2 separate regions of the Mus musculus genome follow, and region 2 is linked to region 1. Evidence: chromatin loops called from intact Hi-C (ENCODE). Cell type or tissue: gastrocnemius. All regions are shown on one strand. Links, peaks and the distances in the headings refer to the core of each region. The heading gives the core; the rest is flanking DNA.

Region 1 (8,084 bases), core at 3,424-5,923:
CTTATATAAGGTTCTCCGCTCTGTGGTGGAACCCATATCCTCAGACATTGGAAGAAAACAAATCCCTCTTTTCCTTAAATTGTGTGTCAGGTATTTCCTTACAGCAGCAGGAAAGTAACTAATAAATACCCTGAGTGGGTTTGCGAGGAAGGAGGGAAAAGGGGGATGGACTCTTGCGTGGGGCCTTTTCTATCTGGCCGCACTGAATTCCATGCTTTTGAGGTTCTGGTTGTAGCATGCACTTCTCAATAGTTCGTTGCTGTTATCATTGTTGAATATACTCCTAGGATTTTGAGTTTTATCAACAGGGGAGGAAAATAAAGTGAGAAGCAGAGCCAGAAGGATGACAAGGGACCAGGAGCCAGGCTCTCCCAAGACTTCTTCCCCGTGAGCTTCTTCCTCCTAGCCAGGCAGCACCCACTGCCACCCAAACGTGCCTCTAAATCATGAGTCCGTTAATTGATTATTCCATTGATGAGCCCATAGCCAGTCGCTTCCCAAAAGTCCCACCTCTGAATCACACCTTTAATGTGTTAGCCTTTAGGGAAGACCACGTTATATCAAAACCATAGCAGGTGCTTTGTTATTGCTAGTATGTCTAAAGACTGGTGATGTTCACTGCTCCTTTGAAAGCATGTGCTCTGAGAGCTACATTTCTGGATATCAGAAAACATCCTGGGTGTGGACTCTCAAGGTCTAGCTCCCAGCAAATAAAGGTGTCCCATTAGGGCCTTCACACTTGACTTTTTGTGTCCTGCAAACATAACTGACCACTTTTTCTGTGGTGGCCCAAGGCGGGACCAAGGATGAACACAGCAGAGACTGTCTGGGGTGGAGGTTCCATGAGTCACAACCAAGAGTGCATGGGGGCAGTTGGAAAGTCAGATAGGCTTTCTCATGGGAAGTGACCTTTGGTCTGGCCTTTTCAGGATCTACAGAGACACATGAACAAGGGCACAGAACTTTCCTTTAACCAGGAAAATCCCATGTCAAGAACATGTGTAGCTCTGCTCAAGAGTTCAGAGAAGCAAAAAGCAGAAATTTCCCCGGCTGTGGGATTGAAACAGGAAACTACCCAGGAACCCTCTGCAGACGAAACCAGGGGGTTCCCAGCTCCCAGGACAGGTGGAGGCTTTCACAAGAAACATTTCTGGGTTCAGCTTCCACCTGCGTTCCCGCCTCTTGAAAGTAGAAACTCCAGGAGACTGCTGGGCACTCGCTGGTTTGCGGTGAAATGATAGCATCTGTACCTGGTGTGGATTTGCCCTCTGGGAACCATTTGTTGGCTGCATGAAGAAATCTTTCCAAAATTGATAAGGATTGGTCATGTCTTTCTGTGCTTGACGTGTGCATCTCCAAACAGCCCTAGCGTCTGCATTCCAGAAAGGACAGACCTTCTGACCCCAGTGGTGACAAAATATCTTCACTGCCTCGAGCAGGTAGAGTGCCACATCCCTGGGCTCTTCCGGTGTGTATAAAGCTGCCTGGAGGTCTTAGCCAGAGCTAAAGTCACGTAGAATAGGGATTTGTTCCCTCCAAGGGGACCTGAGCAGGAAGGATGAGACTCATATTGGTGGGGGGGTGGGCTGAGAAAGCCCTCTCCTCTGAGGGCTAACACAGGCTGGACCCTCATCAGTAATGTGTATTTCTCTGCTACTTCCAGCACCATTACAGGTGTTAAAGTCTAAATTCCAACACCCTGAGAATGTGTGTAAAGGAAATCAATCAATCAATCAATCAATCAGTCAATCAAACAAACAAACAAACAAAATAAAGAGGTCAAATGCATGGACCAGAATCTAAGAGGCAGGTGCTGATGCCTTCTTTAAGAAAAGATGACTGGGACACAAAGAATGGCAGGCAGAGACTCAGAGATGATGAGAAGAGACCAGCTCTGCCTGTGTTTTGATCAGGGCCGTGCAGGCTTCAGAGCTTAAGGGAAAGCATCCCTGTGGTGGAATAGCCCAGCCAAGATACCTTGTTAGTCAGACTAACAGGTGTCAGTGAGCACCCGTGCTCTGTCACAAGAGGAAGGATGTAGCCACTGGTCAGAGTCATATGTTAGAAAGGCCCTGTCACTCCCCAGGCATTGTGGAGTACTGGGTAACTAGGCTCCTACTGGGGACAAAAAGCCAGGTTTGAGTGGGGTTTCCCAGCAGCCCATGGTCTACTTGCTGATGTCATGGGCTGCCTTACAGTAAGCAGTGTTTGCTGGGGCACATTTGGACTCCCCAGAACTGCAGTCTTCATCAGTTCTTCAAATGGCTCTAGGCTACAGGGAGATAAGTGGTGTTGTGAGACACCCCCACCCCCACCCCCTGCACAACCACGTGGGAGGGGAGGGGGAGGGAGAGGCACACCTAAGCTCCTGTTTCCACAGAGAGCCAGAACCAGCATCCAGTACAGATGGAGTCAGGTCCCTCACACACTACTGCTTGTGTGTGCAATGTGATAGCCCCTCAGGGGACCTGAGTGGCCACTCAACTTTCTCATGGCTTCCTCAAGCATAGCCACTCCAGCAGCCTTTCTCTCTCAACAGATGAACTGCTGGGCGTACCCCATCTTGTCTCACACGCCTGCCTTGCTCGCAGTGTAACCCACTCTTCTTTAAAGCCACAGTCGAAGAGGCATCTCAGCCTCCTCTGTGGCCGGATAAAATGGACAGACAACACAGAAGTCCTTGGTCTGCTAAGCCGGAGGTTTTGCACTCTGTTACCTGATTGAAGAAATACGATGGGTTTGGTTTCATTCTTGCCGAGGTGATTGTAGTCGTGAACCTCACGTTAGGCTTCTCCTCAGGTCACAGTCTCACAGAGCCAATCAAGGCAGATTAATCAAAGTGGTTCACCTTGCAGATGCCACCCCTTCCTCTCTATGCTTGTTCCAGCCTGGGCACCTAACTAGGCAGTCCTAGGCCTCCTGAGGGTTTGCCTGGCTGGACAAGTTCATTCAATCCATGATGGCAGCCTTAAAAAAAAAAAAAAAAGCCACACAGACACTTCTTGAGTCTCACGGGCCTCCAGCGGGTCTCTTGGTTTCGGACACTCTTCCTAGTTTTCACACCAAAAATATGAATGGAGCTGCAGCTGTGGTGTGTGGCTCTGAGGGCAGAGCAGACAGGGTCTTCTGACCCCTCACGTCTTCTCCCTATCAGCCTCTCATCCCAGTCCCGTGCTGATGAGTCCAGCTGCCCTTCCAGTGCATGTAGGGGTCTGCAGGTTTGCTTGCGTACAGTGTGTATGCATCTCTGTGGTGTGAGGATGCCTCAAGTTCAGAGTTGCTCAGCTTCCTTCTGGGCTAGGTCTGCCGCTGTTCAAGCTTTTCTCATTGTGGTTCTGCTCTATCCTTTACCTGGAGATATACCAAATATGAAGAATATACTTAGGATGGGAAGAGAGGCCCCTTGGTCTTGCTAACCTTATCTGCCCCAGTACAGGGGAACTCCAGGGCCAAGAAGTAGGAGTGAGTGAGTAGGGGAGCAGGGCCGGGGGAGGGTATAGGGGACTTTTGGGATAGCATTTGAAATGTAAACGAAGAAAATATCTAATAATTTTTTTTTAAAAAGAATATACTTAGGAGCAGTTCTGGGTTAAAATTTTGGAGGTGGGTGGGTGGCCCCATCCCTCAACCAGGAGGCCATGCCTAAACTCTGGATATGGTCTTGACAGGTTCTCCCTCCCCTTTGTGGGGTATTTTAGCTAATGTCATCCCTGTAGGGTCCTAGGAGGTTTTTGCTTTCCTGGCATATGGGGCTTTCTGGTTGCTACCCCCAATTCCCCATCCCCCACTGCTACACTCCTCTGCTCAATTTCCTGACCCTCTGTATATCATCCTCGTCTCCTCCCATACCTGATTCTGCCCCTCTTTTCTCCTCCCCGTCTTCTCTTCCTCCCAAGTCCCTCCCACCCTCTACCTCTCTTGATTATTTTGTTCCCCCTTCTAAGTAGGACAGAAGCATCCATTCTTTGATCTTCCTTCCTCTTGAGCTTCATTTGGTCTGTGAGTTGTATTGTAGGTATTCCACAACCTTTGCCTAGTACCCACTTACCAGTGAGTACATACCATGTGTGATCTTTTGTGACTGAGTTACCTCACTCTGGATATTTTCTAGGCCACCCACCCATCTCCAGAATTTTAACCCAGAATTGCTCCTGTCTAAAGGAAAAACAGGGGAAAAGAGTGGAGCAGAGACTGAAGGAAAGGCCATCCAGAGACTGACTGCCCCATCTGGGGATCCATCTCACATGCATACACCAAACCGAGACACTATTGCAGATGCCAAGAAGTGCTTGCTGACAGGAGGCTGATACAGCTGTCTCCTGAGAGGCTCTGCCAGATCCTGACCAATACAGTTGCGGAGGCTCACAGCCAGCCATTGGACTGAGCACAGGGACCCCAATGGAGGAGTTAGGAGAAGGACTGAAAGAGCTGAAGGGGCCTTGTCTGGCATCAATGGGAGAGGAGGCCCTTGGTTCTATGAAGACTTGATACTCCAGTGTAGAGGAATGCTAGGGCAGGGAGGTGGGAGTGGGTAGGTGGCGGGGGGGGGGGGGGGGGGGAGCACCCTCATAGAAGCAGGGTAAGGGGGATGGAATAGGGGGGTTTGCAGAGAGGAAACCAGGAAAGAGGATAACATTTGAAATGTAAATAAATAAAATAAAATAACACAATAAAACAAAAAAGAATATGAACATAAAAAAAGAATATACTTAAATGTGCAAGCACACACACAAACACACACCCCAGACTTCCCTAACAGCCTAGCAAACACGCAGTTAGCAGCTAATATTGCCACAGATAAAGTCTGGCCTTTAGAACCTGAAGTGGAGATCCAGGATACACCCTGAGGCACCCAGGCATGCAACTTTAGACTGCCCCCAAGGGGAAGTACCAGATTGGCTTTCTCAATACTTTGGGTTCATCCTATGCCCCCTGGTGGCAGAAACAGAGCATGGCGGGCACACTGTGAGAAGGCAGCAGATTCTCCTTGGTTAGCCGTATTTTTAGTGTAATTGGTTGACTATTGTAGTTGTGATGGTAATGTAATATCAGCTTGTAGCCTGGCAGTGTGCTGGGGAAGTCTTCTATAAGCCTCCTTTCACAAATCAGTTACAACAGGCTGAGCAGCTAAGACAACTTTCTGTATTGTAAATGACTAGGATTTGGTTGCAAGCACCCAGCCAGCAGTTCATAACCATCTGTAACTACAGTTCAGAGGATCCAAGGCCTGTTTTGGGGCCCTCACACCTATGTCTATACAGTACACATATGTGTGCTACACACCGGTACTGCACACACTTGACACATGCAGACAAAACACTCATATACATAAAATAAAAAATAAATTTATTTTTTTTTCAAGACAGGGTTTCTCTGTGTAACCTTGGCACTCTTGGAACCCTGTAGACCAGGTGGGCCTCAAACGCAGAGATCTGCCAATGTCTGCCTCCTGAGTGCTTAGGTCAAAGGCACGTGCCGCCGCCACCCAGCTAAAATAAATTTAAAATCTTAAAAAAAAATACTCTAAGAACTTCATTGGATGAATTTCCATATATAGACTAGAAAGCTGTTTCTCAGGATGAGTCACACAGCTTAGGAAACAGGCCAGAACTTCACTACAGGGCTAATCCCTTGCTCTTAGCCACTGACCCCACGAGGCAACAACAACAGTATTTCTCTAAAGCGAGCTCTGTGTGGATTCTTTGCAAAGAAAATTATTTTTAGTTAATGAAGTCTACTGGGGTATAGCTTAATGGTACAGTACTTCACTGGCTCAACTTAGAGCAGTGGAATGAAAAGGATCCTCCATTTGAGAGACTGAAGTAGTGACACAGTAGAGATGGTGACCTTTGACAGCCCAGGGCAGACCCTGCAGAAGCCCAGGGCTCCCATGGAGAAAGCCAGTCCAGGGACACACTGGGGCTCCCACAGAGAGAGCCAACTGAGGGCACACTGCTCTCTCAGCTGCCCAGGCTAGTCTTGAACTTACTCTGTACCCTAGGCGGGCACTGAATTTGTGATCCTCCTGCCTCAGCTTCCTGAGTAGCTGAGAGTACAGACCTGAGCCACCAGACCTGGCCATTTTCTTAGATCACCACCAAAAAATAAACAGAACTAAACTGTCAGGAAATGCCTCCTGACAAGACACCACGTTCATTCATCACTGGGATATCACAGCCGGGATCACAGCTGATCCAAACACTTCAAATAGACTGCAGGATCTGTCTGGTCCATAACATGAGTGAAGGACTTTGGCAGCATTGCAACTGCAAGAATCCAGTGACATATGAAGCTGGGGATTCAGGCAAAGACATCCTGGGCTATGTGCCTGCCATGTAGCCACCACCAGAGAAACTCTTACACATCAAAAATAAGTTAGTAAAGATCACCCAGAGCTGAGCACAGTGGTGGTAGAATAACATCCCTTTAATCCCAGCACTCAGGAGGCAGAAGCAGGTGGTTTTGATTTGAGGACAGCCTGGCCTACAGAACAAGTCCTAGGCCAGTCAGTGGTACACAGTGAGATCCTGTCTCTAAAAGTCAATCCCCGCCTCCACCAGGGGTGGGGGAAGTGTTAGTGCTGGAGAGAGAGATAGGTCAGCACTTAAGAGCCCTTTGCTGTTCACCCAGGGGTCCTGAGCACCATTCTCCATATTGGTACAGCAGTTCACGACTACCCATGACTCTAGTTCCTGGGATCCGATGCCCTCTCCTGCCCTCTGTTGGCACCAGTCATGCATACGATGCGCCCATGTACACACAGCCAAAAGTCATACACATAAAACAAAAAAGTAAAAAAAAAATTTTTTTTTAATTCTTCAGGCTGGACAGGTGGCTCAGTGAGTAAGTAAGGTTCACTTGCCATCCAAAATTGAAATTCAAATCTCAAACACCTACGTCAAAAGTAAAGCACTGTGGTGTGTGCCTCTTGAGAAGTTGTTGTGATAAAAATTCTGACCCAACCCAACCTGGAGAGGAAAAGGTTTATTTCATCTTGCACTTTATAGTCACTGAGTAGGGCCGGAACCTAGAAGCACGAACTGAAGAAATGCTGCTCTCTGGCTCCCTCCTCATGACGGGCTCAGCCTGCTTTCGTAGACATCTCTGGACTGCCTGCTGAAGGTGGCACTGTCCACTGTGGACTGGGCCTTCCGACATCAATCACTACTCAAGAAAATGCCTAGGGTTGCCTATGGGCCAGTATTGTGGAAGCATTTTCCCACCGAGGTTCTCTTCTTCATATGACCCTAGCTTATGTTACAATGGCCAAGGTGGCTCTGTGTGTGTGTACTTAATAAAATAGTGCAACTTTTAAGCTATGTATCAAACATCTTTCTGGGGTTTTATTTCATCTTATTCTGTTCCTGACATCTGATATTTGTCTTGATGGTTCTCATTCTCCCAACATCCTAGACCCAAACCAAGTTCTACAAGCCTCAGTACAAGATACTCTTCCTATCTAAATGTCTCTGCTTTGCCTTGATCTCTGGAATGCTAGAAGCCTGGGGTTGATCGCACAAAGCACCATGCTACCTGACAATGCTGTCTGGATCCTGCTCAGCAGCGAGGGCATCCTCTCTGATCACAGCAGGACACAGTGACCACAGTGAATGCTTATTGCCTTGAAATAGCTGTTCCCTGGGTACCGTTCAGGATGTCCCGTGTCATAATGAAAGCTATATAGACAAGTCCATGAAGACAGAAGCAAAGATGGAGTAGTCTAGCCATGAGCCATGGAAATCCCAGGCTCACCGGAAGCTGGATGAAACAGGAGCCCTGGAGAGAGCATGGTCCTGACTACACCTAGAGTTTAGAACTTCATCTCCCAGGCGAGCAGGAGCATGAAAATCTCACTTTAAGCCACCCTGTTTGTGGTGTATTGTTATTGGCAGCTGTGAGAACTTCCTCAACACATCCTCTACTGCTTTTCCGCTGGCAAAAACCACAGGTGTTTACATACAGATTGCCATTGCTATAGAGATCTGAACATTTCTCCTTTTTTATGTTTAATGTCTCATAACTTTGAAATTATAATTTACTAATTGTTTAATAAGTTATTAAATCACAAACACGTTTATTCTGCA
Region 2 (8,084 bases), core at 1,826-4,325, 200 kb before region 1:
ACTTGCTACAACCTCCCTTGCAAGCTAATCCAGACCAAGCTGTCACTCCCACCATGCCCCAGAGATTTCCTGCTCTGCCCCTTTAACAAGTGGGGGAGATTTGGGTTCTGTCAGGACAGTCTCTGTACTAACCTCACCCTTAGACTAGAGGTCAATACTTTTTTTTCTGTAAAAAGTCTGTCAGTAAGTATTTTAGGCTATGAACGAATGAATGCATGAATGAATGAATGAATGAATGAATGAATGAATCTCACAAAGCCTGGGATGACCTCATCCTCACTAGGTAGCTGAGAATGACCTCAAACTTCTGATCTTCCAGGTCAGCCCCACTGCTGGGACTACAGTATTGATATTGTTAAGCTCTGAATGCCAACAGGTAAAAAGAAAGCATTGTTATGCAGGTTCTTGTATAATAGCATACAAGAATTAACGGGCTATGCTTGCAAATGAGGTACATTGTAGCACATTTTTGGTAACAGCAAAAAACGAAAAGAGAGTCCAAGGGTCAAGGGACAAATACATCTGTGAAGAAAACATGGTGTGTATGCCTTGAGAGAGAAATTCATTCTGATGTATGCTACAACATGAATGAACCTTAGAGATACATTAAGGGAGAGAAGCCAGCCAGAGTTATGTGAACCCCTGTCTGTGAGGTTTGTAGAATATATAACATTTTAAAGATAGAAAGTAGAGCAAGGTGAGCTGGGCGTGGGTGGAGTGGAGGGTTGGGAATGCAAGTGAAATGGGTCTCAGTATGGGATGATGAAAAGATTTGGAAACACCAGAAGTTGTTGTTGCCTGACATCATGAATGAATTTAATGTTGAAGAACTGCACACATAGATTGGTTAAGACAGCAAGCTGTATGCATAGTTTATGATAATTCCCCAAAGTTAAAGAAATGAAAGCAACCAAGGAAGGGAGCTATGTTTGTAGCTCAGTTTGCTAGAGCCTTTGCCTGTCAAGCCTGAAGCCCTGGGTTTAATTCCCAGAAACTAGGTGTGGTGGTTCATGCCTGTAATTCCAGCTCTCAAGAGGCGGAGGTAAGAGAGTCAGGGTTCAAGGTTACTGTTCCAGCTTGCTCTCTGTGGCCGTGACAAACACTAAGGCCAAACACAACTTGGGAAGGAAAGCGTTTGTCTGGCTCACAGGTTGCCATCTACCTTGAGGGAAACTAGGACTGCAGTTCAATGCAGGAACTTGAAGCAGAGACCATGGAGAAGCACTGCTTACTGCCTTGCTTCCCATGGCTCACTCAGTTATCCTTCTTATACAGCCCAGGCCCACCTGCCCAGGGATGGCACTGCTCCTATGCCAATTAGTAGTAAGGAAAATGCCACTGCATGTCTTTGCCAATCTGATGGAGGCAATGCTTCAATTGAGGGTCCCTTTTCCCAAGTATGTCACATTGATAAAATTCCCCTTCACAGCTACATGAGGAGCTTGGGGCAAATATGGAATACAAGAGAACCTGTCTCAAAAAGAAAAGCCAAAGAATAAAACATCAGGGCATGGTCAGATGGGTCATGGGGAGGGGCAAGTGTGTGCCATTTGTTTATCCAGTCTGTGTTACATGGCTTAGGTCCTCCTTCCTCCCCTTATTACCCTAACAAGTGAGGGATCTGCTTTAGAGTAGACAGGACGGACGCTGCAACTAGTGTCACCTGCTACCTGTGCTCTACCAAGTATCTGGGATGGCCCCTTTGTCCAGCCTGAGTGCATCTGAGTGTCCATCTGACCTGAAGATGTGCTGCCCACTCTCAAGGTGTGTCACTAAGGCAAGATGTCCCCGACCAATTGAATAGATGTAAAACTGGTTCTGGCAGCCTCTTTCTTTTTATGGTTTACAGGACTCTAATATTCAGATGTGATCTGTGAAGAGTGTCTGTCACTCTAGCTGTAAAATACAAACAAATAAACACACACAAAAAACTTACCATCTTATTTTCATGATGTACAAGGACAACTGCCTGCTTGGAGGTGATTGTGAGACATCTCCACCCATCAGACTGTCACTCACTCATGGAAGCAAACATAAAACTAAAACCTCAGACCTTTTGTGAGATTCATATGGTCACAAAAATCACTGTCATGTCTGGGTGAAGAAAGGATGCTGATACTAATACCCTATAATGCCCGGGGTGGCAAAGGGCTGATGTTGTCTGTAAACTTCTCAGTGTCCCAAGACAACATGTCTGCCAATCTGCCATCACAAAGGTGGAGAACAGAGGACTCAAGATTTAGCACCTTGTTATTGCACCTCCCACAACATGACATGTTTGTATTGCTCTAAAATCACAGCAGACCAAGAACATAAAAGAGCCACAGAATAGGGTGAGCTGGTGCTACATACAGAGAAAACAACGGGGATGCATGTTTTTCTGGGAGTGTCTGTTTCTGAGCCTCAGTCCTCTGAAACAAAGTTTCCATAAGAACAAGGGTTTAAGGTTAAACAACAGAAGAACCAAAGGAAGGCGGAGAAACCAGCCAGCTGTCCAGTGTATCTGGCATAGTCAGATCAAGCCAGAAACATGGAGGGATGTTTACTCCAAAAGTATCCAGGATGGATAAATCCAGAAGTTTCTTGACTACTCCAAGGAGCTCTGCATAATAAGGAATAGACTTGGTTGTGAAATTACTTCTTTGGGGTAGGGTGGGGTTTGAATAGGAATAAGGCTGGGGATGTATGTATGCATGGGTAACCAGGACACATAAATCCATGAGTTTCTTTTTTTTTTTATTATGTATTTTCCTCAATTACATTTCCAATGCTATCCCAAAAGTCCCCCATACCCTCCCCCCCCACTTCCCTACCCACCCATTCCCATTTTTGTGGCCCTGGCGTTCCCCTGTACTGGGGCATATAAAGTTTGTGTGTCCAATGGGCCTCTCTTTCCAGTGATGGCTGACTAGGCCATCTTTTGATACATATGCAGCTAGAGTCAATCCATGAGTTTCTTGACCACTGCAAGGAGCTCTGCTGGAGAGAGACAAGATTAGACAAGGGGTTCCGCTAGGGGGCAATAGAGTCCTGTGTCTAAAGGCACAGGTTCTGCCTCAGCTGGTTTCAGACTCATTTTCTCCACTTTACAAAGGTGACCTCAAAACCTTTCTTTCTTAGGCTCTAACTTTCTTGGGCTCTAGGCTCTTCATCTGTAAGTGGAAAACTTATAATAGTATGGATAATATAATATTGATTGTAGATGATAGTAGGTGTGGACATACATGTAAATATTCCATATTAGATAGTATCTAATTTACTATTTATGTGACTAAGGGAAGGGATGGCCACCCTTGCACATATGCACTGGAGGGCTTCAGGGCCAAGGGTAACTGGTAGGTAGGAATCCACTGAGCGAAGCCTGGCCAGTGTTACTCACCAAGGTGAGTTGAGATAGGCCTCACAAGGGGAACAAGGGGACATGTGACAGATCAGGTGTGAGGGAGGGGGCGCCCTCCTGTTTCTCTAGCTTTAATTTTTATCTAGTCCATTTAAAAATATTTAAATGTGGTAAATAAAATTTGCCATCCAAGCGTTTTAAGTGCTGAGCTGGGTGGCATTAATTACATTCTTATCATTGAAACCTGAGGCTGGAAACAGTGGTTCACCCCTAGTTACCTACCTCTGCCTGCCATGTCTCCCATTTCAGAGATTCTACAACCTCCCAAAACAGTGTGCCACACACTAGAAGCCAAGTACTCAAGCACGTGGCCTGTGGGGGACGTCTCACACTCAAATCATGCCAAGCACCGACACACAGTACACACCCAGCCCCATTGCTCCGACAACTTTAAGGATGGTTGCTAGCTTGTATGTGTGGCTGAAAATCCCAACAGATCAGCTCTCTCTCTCTCTCTCTCTCTCTCTCTCTGTGCCTCTAAAAGTAGTAAAATGTAAAGTAAATCACCCGGAAGAGAACACCTTTTATTATGTAAGTGGAGACTTACTGTACAATAAAAGGTGTGAGCCTGTGCGCAAGCGTGTGTGCGTGTGTGTGTGTGTGTGTGTGTGTGTGTGTGTGTGTGTGTGTGTTTCTCACCAGCCTCCTTCCCTCACTGACAATGCCTGCAGACATGAATGTACCTTGTCCCACTTAGACTTCAAACAGGTGAGTGATGTCATCAATACAAACAGACGTATGGTGGAGGTAAAGGAAGGTGAGAATGCATTTCTGCTTTCTCTGTGTTATTACAGCCTGAGGACATCTCTGGGAGAGCAGCTTGTCTCCCCCAGAGAACCATGCTGCTGTGCTGTTGCTCCTTCAAATGGCAGGATCTCTCTGTTCTAGGTGCTCATTTCTAGCGTCGACTCTAGAAACAAACTATCCCTTGAGTGTTCTTGGAGAAATGGACTTGATACACTTCCTTGCTCAGAGAGAGTGATGTTACTGATGGTAACAGCAACAGCAGGAAGCACGTGTGTGTGAAGGCAGTTATGAGTGTGTGCTTTTAAATGTTTGTTAATGTATTTAAATGCCCAGGAAAGTCCCTGGAGGCAAATATTCTCATTACCATCACTCCCCTGACCCAAGAGAGAGAACCCAGGGCCCAAAGGTCCACCCCCTCCTAGAGGAGCTAATGGAACCTGATGTCTGCTGAGAGAAGGACAGTCACTTTTCTCTGGGGTCGTGGCTATTGGCAGAGAGCCTGTGGATGCCCTATTGGGTGACCCCACCCTCCTGAGCACTCAGGGTGCCACTAGTGAGACTCGGGGATTGTTAAGGAACAAGAAGAGAAAAGACCATGAAGTGGGAGGGGGTCAAGGGGCGGGGACACTAAGAGAAGCTGGAGAGAGTGGTGCTAGCGAGATGTGATCATAATATACCATATAAGTATAGGACATTTACAAGGGAGAGATAACAGGGGCTGAAGAGACAGCTCGCTGATTAAGAATATTTGCTGATTTTGGAGAGGATCCAGGTTAAAAATAAATAAATCTTTAAAAAATAGTAAGTAGAGATGTCACTTTAAAAAAGAAAAATAAAAAGAGCAAGTGAGGAAACAGAGGGGAGGAGGGGTTCAGAAACTCTAGGGAGCACTGTAGGGTCTGGCTAGGGAGCACTGTAGGGTCTGACTAGGGAGCACTGTAGGGTCTGGCTAGGGAGCACTGTAGGGTCTGGTTAGGGAGCACTGTAGGGTCTGGCTAGGGAGCACTGTAGGTCTGGTTAGGGAGCATGGGGCTTGGGCTGGAAGCTAGGCCCCAAGCATGACACCTCCAGTGCACACACTACCTTGCTCTCCAGGAGAACATTCTGACAGTATGGCAAGGTACATGAACAATATACATGACATAATTACCTGTTTATATCTTATGTGTGTAACACCCATCTTTAAGACAATTAAAATATGACACTGATATTATTATATAAATAATTTCTTTTTAATATCACTATTGAGGCACTGACTTTTTCAGATTTGGTGTGCTGGAATTCGTGCTTTGTTTTTTTTTGTTGTTTGTTTTGAGACAGGATCTTATGTAGCCCAGGCTGGCCTCGAACTTCCGGTCCTCTTGCCTGTACCTGCTGAGTGCTCTAATCACAGGTAGGTGGCATTACATCCTGAGGTGTCAGGAATGGGATCAAAGGCTTGCTAGGCAAACGATCTACCAACTTAGCTTCATGCCCTGTCCTGAGCGGGAAATGATATAAACTAGTAGAAAAGAAAGTTCTAATGTGTCTTTGCTTGGACTCACTTTTTCCAGGGTCTTATTATGTAGCCCAAACTTGCCTTGAACTCTTTTTGTTTTGTTTGGGACAGGATATCTATGTGTATGTTTCCCTGGCTGGCCTAGAACTTGCTATGTAGGTGAGGCTGGTCCCAAAGTTATCATCTTACCTCTATCTCCCTCTCGAGGTGCAGGGATTTCAGCTGTGCACCGCTACTCCTGGCCTTATCTGCTTCATTCTCCCCAAATTCTTGGGATTACAAACAAGCACAATCATGTTTGCTTTGAAATAATAATACCTTTAAAATTCAATACCTTTTATCTTTTTTTTTTTTTTTTTTGGTTTTTCGAGACAGGGTTTCTCTGTGTCGCTCTGGCTGTCCTGGAACTCACTCTGTAGACCAGGCTGGCCTTAAACTCAGAAATCCGCCTGCCTCTGCCTCAGGAGTGCTGGAATTAAAGGCGTGCGCCACCACACCCGGCTACCTTTTATCTTTAAAACGCAGGTAGATTACTTTCCTTGCCAATCCAACCTTTGGATTTCTTAACAGATGGAAGTGGAGTCCCCTTTTTCTTCCTCTAGAAGTTGAGAGTCAAGGATTAGCTAGAGTTCACTGGGTACCATCATGAATGCATCTGGATCAGTGGCTGTTAAACCTCTAGTCTAGGTAAACTCATTTAAACTCCCTAGTGTCAGAGTAATAAGGAAAAACTGGAGAGGATTCAAAATAACATGAGCGTGTGATCAAAAGATTGGAAAGTCGCAGAAATATTTATTCTAGAGAAGAGAAGGCTGTGAGGTGTTCAGAAAATCAAGGATACCGCATGAATGCTGGGGTCATGGTGAGCAGTGGATTGGCTTTGCTGGAGACCACTGTATGAAACAAAAGCCAAGTCAAGAAGACTCAGTGCCAGGGGCATAGTGATCATCAACAACAGAAGTCACAGCGCAGAGGCCAGGAGGGCACATGGGTGACCAGGGAAGGTCAGTTAATGTCAGACCCCATCTTTTGCATACATACACACTGTCCTTGGACCCCACACTGAGTCTTCCCAGTTCTACTCTCCACGGGGCAGGTTGCCCAGGGAAAAATCTAACTTACAAATGTGGGTGCTGGCTCTATGGAAGAGCATTCCCTAGCATCCCCAGAACAACAAAACAAAACAACACACCAAACATCTGCTGGCTCACAATGGCTGTTTGTTATTCCTTTGTTTCTTCTTGGCTGTTGGCCAGGTTCTCATTGTGTGACCACTCCTTTATAGGACCTGCATCCCAACAGAATAAGGAGCATTTGACAAATCCAAGAATCAGGCTCTCAGGTTTTTAATCAGTTCCACATTTTACACACATATGACATCACTGTTATATAAAGGAGACTCTCACAGCAGGCTTGCCAAGACTCTTTTGGAACATAGTTCATCTCTCCACACTTCTGTACATCCATGAGCCACAGGAATCGAAGGGTCCAGGACCCAGCCCAGAGAAAATTTTGAGTTAGTACTATAGAAAGCTGAGGGCAGCCCTGTCCAACTGCAGACATGATTTGGGGAGGGCTGTGACTGGCTAATGTCACCAGTCAGAGCACACAGTGACTTGTGTGTGGGACCATCAGAGTGACAGAGGATTATCAAGAGGACCCTCTATTTGGAGAGCTGAGTACATGGGCACCAGCTCTCAGGAAGTAAGTCGGTAAGACTGGCATTCCAATGCAGGGTACTAATAAACAAAAGGAAATGAGATTGTGTATTAGCGTTTTCCAGAGAAACAGAATGAATGGTGTGTGTGCGTGTGTGCAGTTGTGTGTGTGCATGTGTGGGGAGTGGGGAGAGGGAGAGGGAGAGGGAGAGGGAGAGGGAGAGGGAGAGGGAGAGGGAGAGGGAGAGGGAGAGGGAGAGGGAGAGATAGAATTTGAGGAACTGGCTTCAGGATCTGACAGATTCAAGATCTGTGGGTTTGAGAGGTTGAGTTTGAGGCATGAGAGTTGCTGTGAGTTTGAGGCCAGTCTGGGATATAGAGCGAGTACAAGGCCAGCCTTGCCTACAAAGCAAGACCCTGCCTCAACCAAATGAATAAAAAAAAAAAAAAAAACCAAACCAAAACAAAAAACCAAACAACATAAACAAGCTGGCGGCTGGAGTAATGGTTCAGTGGTTAAAAAGCACTTACTACTTTTGCAGAGGACCAGGTTTAGTTACCAGCATCCATACATGGTGGCTCTCAAGTGTTTGAAACAGCAGTTCTGATGGGAACTGATAACCTCTTCTAATCTCCCCACCCCCAGCACCAGGTTCACGCATGGTGCACATACATGCATAGACATGGTGCACATTCAGGCAAAACATGCATACATATTGTGATGGTTTGTATATTCTTGGATCAGGGCGTGGCACCATTTGGCGGTATGGCCTTGTTGGAA

What was found. Peaks named below come from ENCODE experiments on the same cell type or tissue, not always from the same donor. Only the 100,000 strongest peaks of a DNase experiment are listed, where the experiment ranks them.
Region 2: a loop joins it to region 1, with 8 times the contacts of the local background. A loop is called at or near these places in 31 of 42 quality-filtered maps.

The regions. Positions count from the first base shown.
Region 1 is chr14:122,055,964-122,064,047 of GRCm38, forward strand. No RefSeq gene overlaps it. Among named protein-coding and RNA genes, the nearest start is that of Timm8a2, 25 kb to the left of the region's middle. In gastrocnemius, for the core only: a CTCF peak has its summit at 4,933 (motif pointing left); DNase peaks (open chromatin) are centred at 4,333 and 4,917; H3K27ac peaks cover 184 bases.
Region 2 is chr14:121,862,350-121,870,433 of GRCm38, forward strand. No RefSeq gene overlaps it. Among named protein-coding and RNA genes, the nearest start is that of Ubac2, 12 kb to the right of the region's middle. In gastrocnemius, for the core only: a CTCF peak has its summit at 3,025 (motif pointing right); a DNase peak (open chromatin) is centred at 3,014.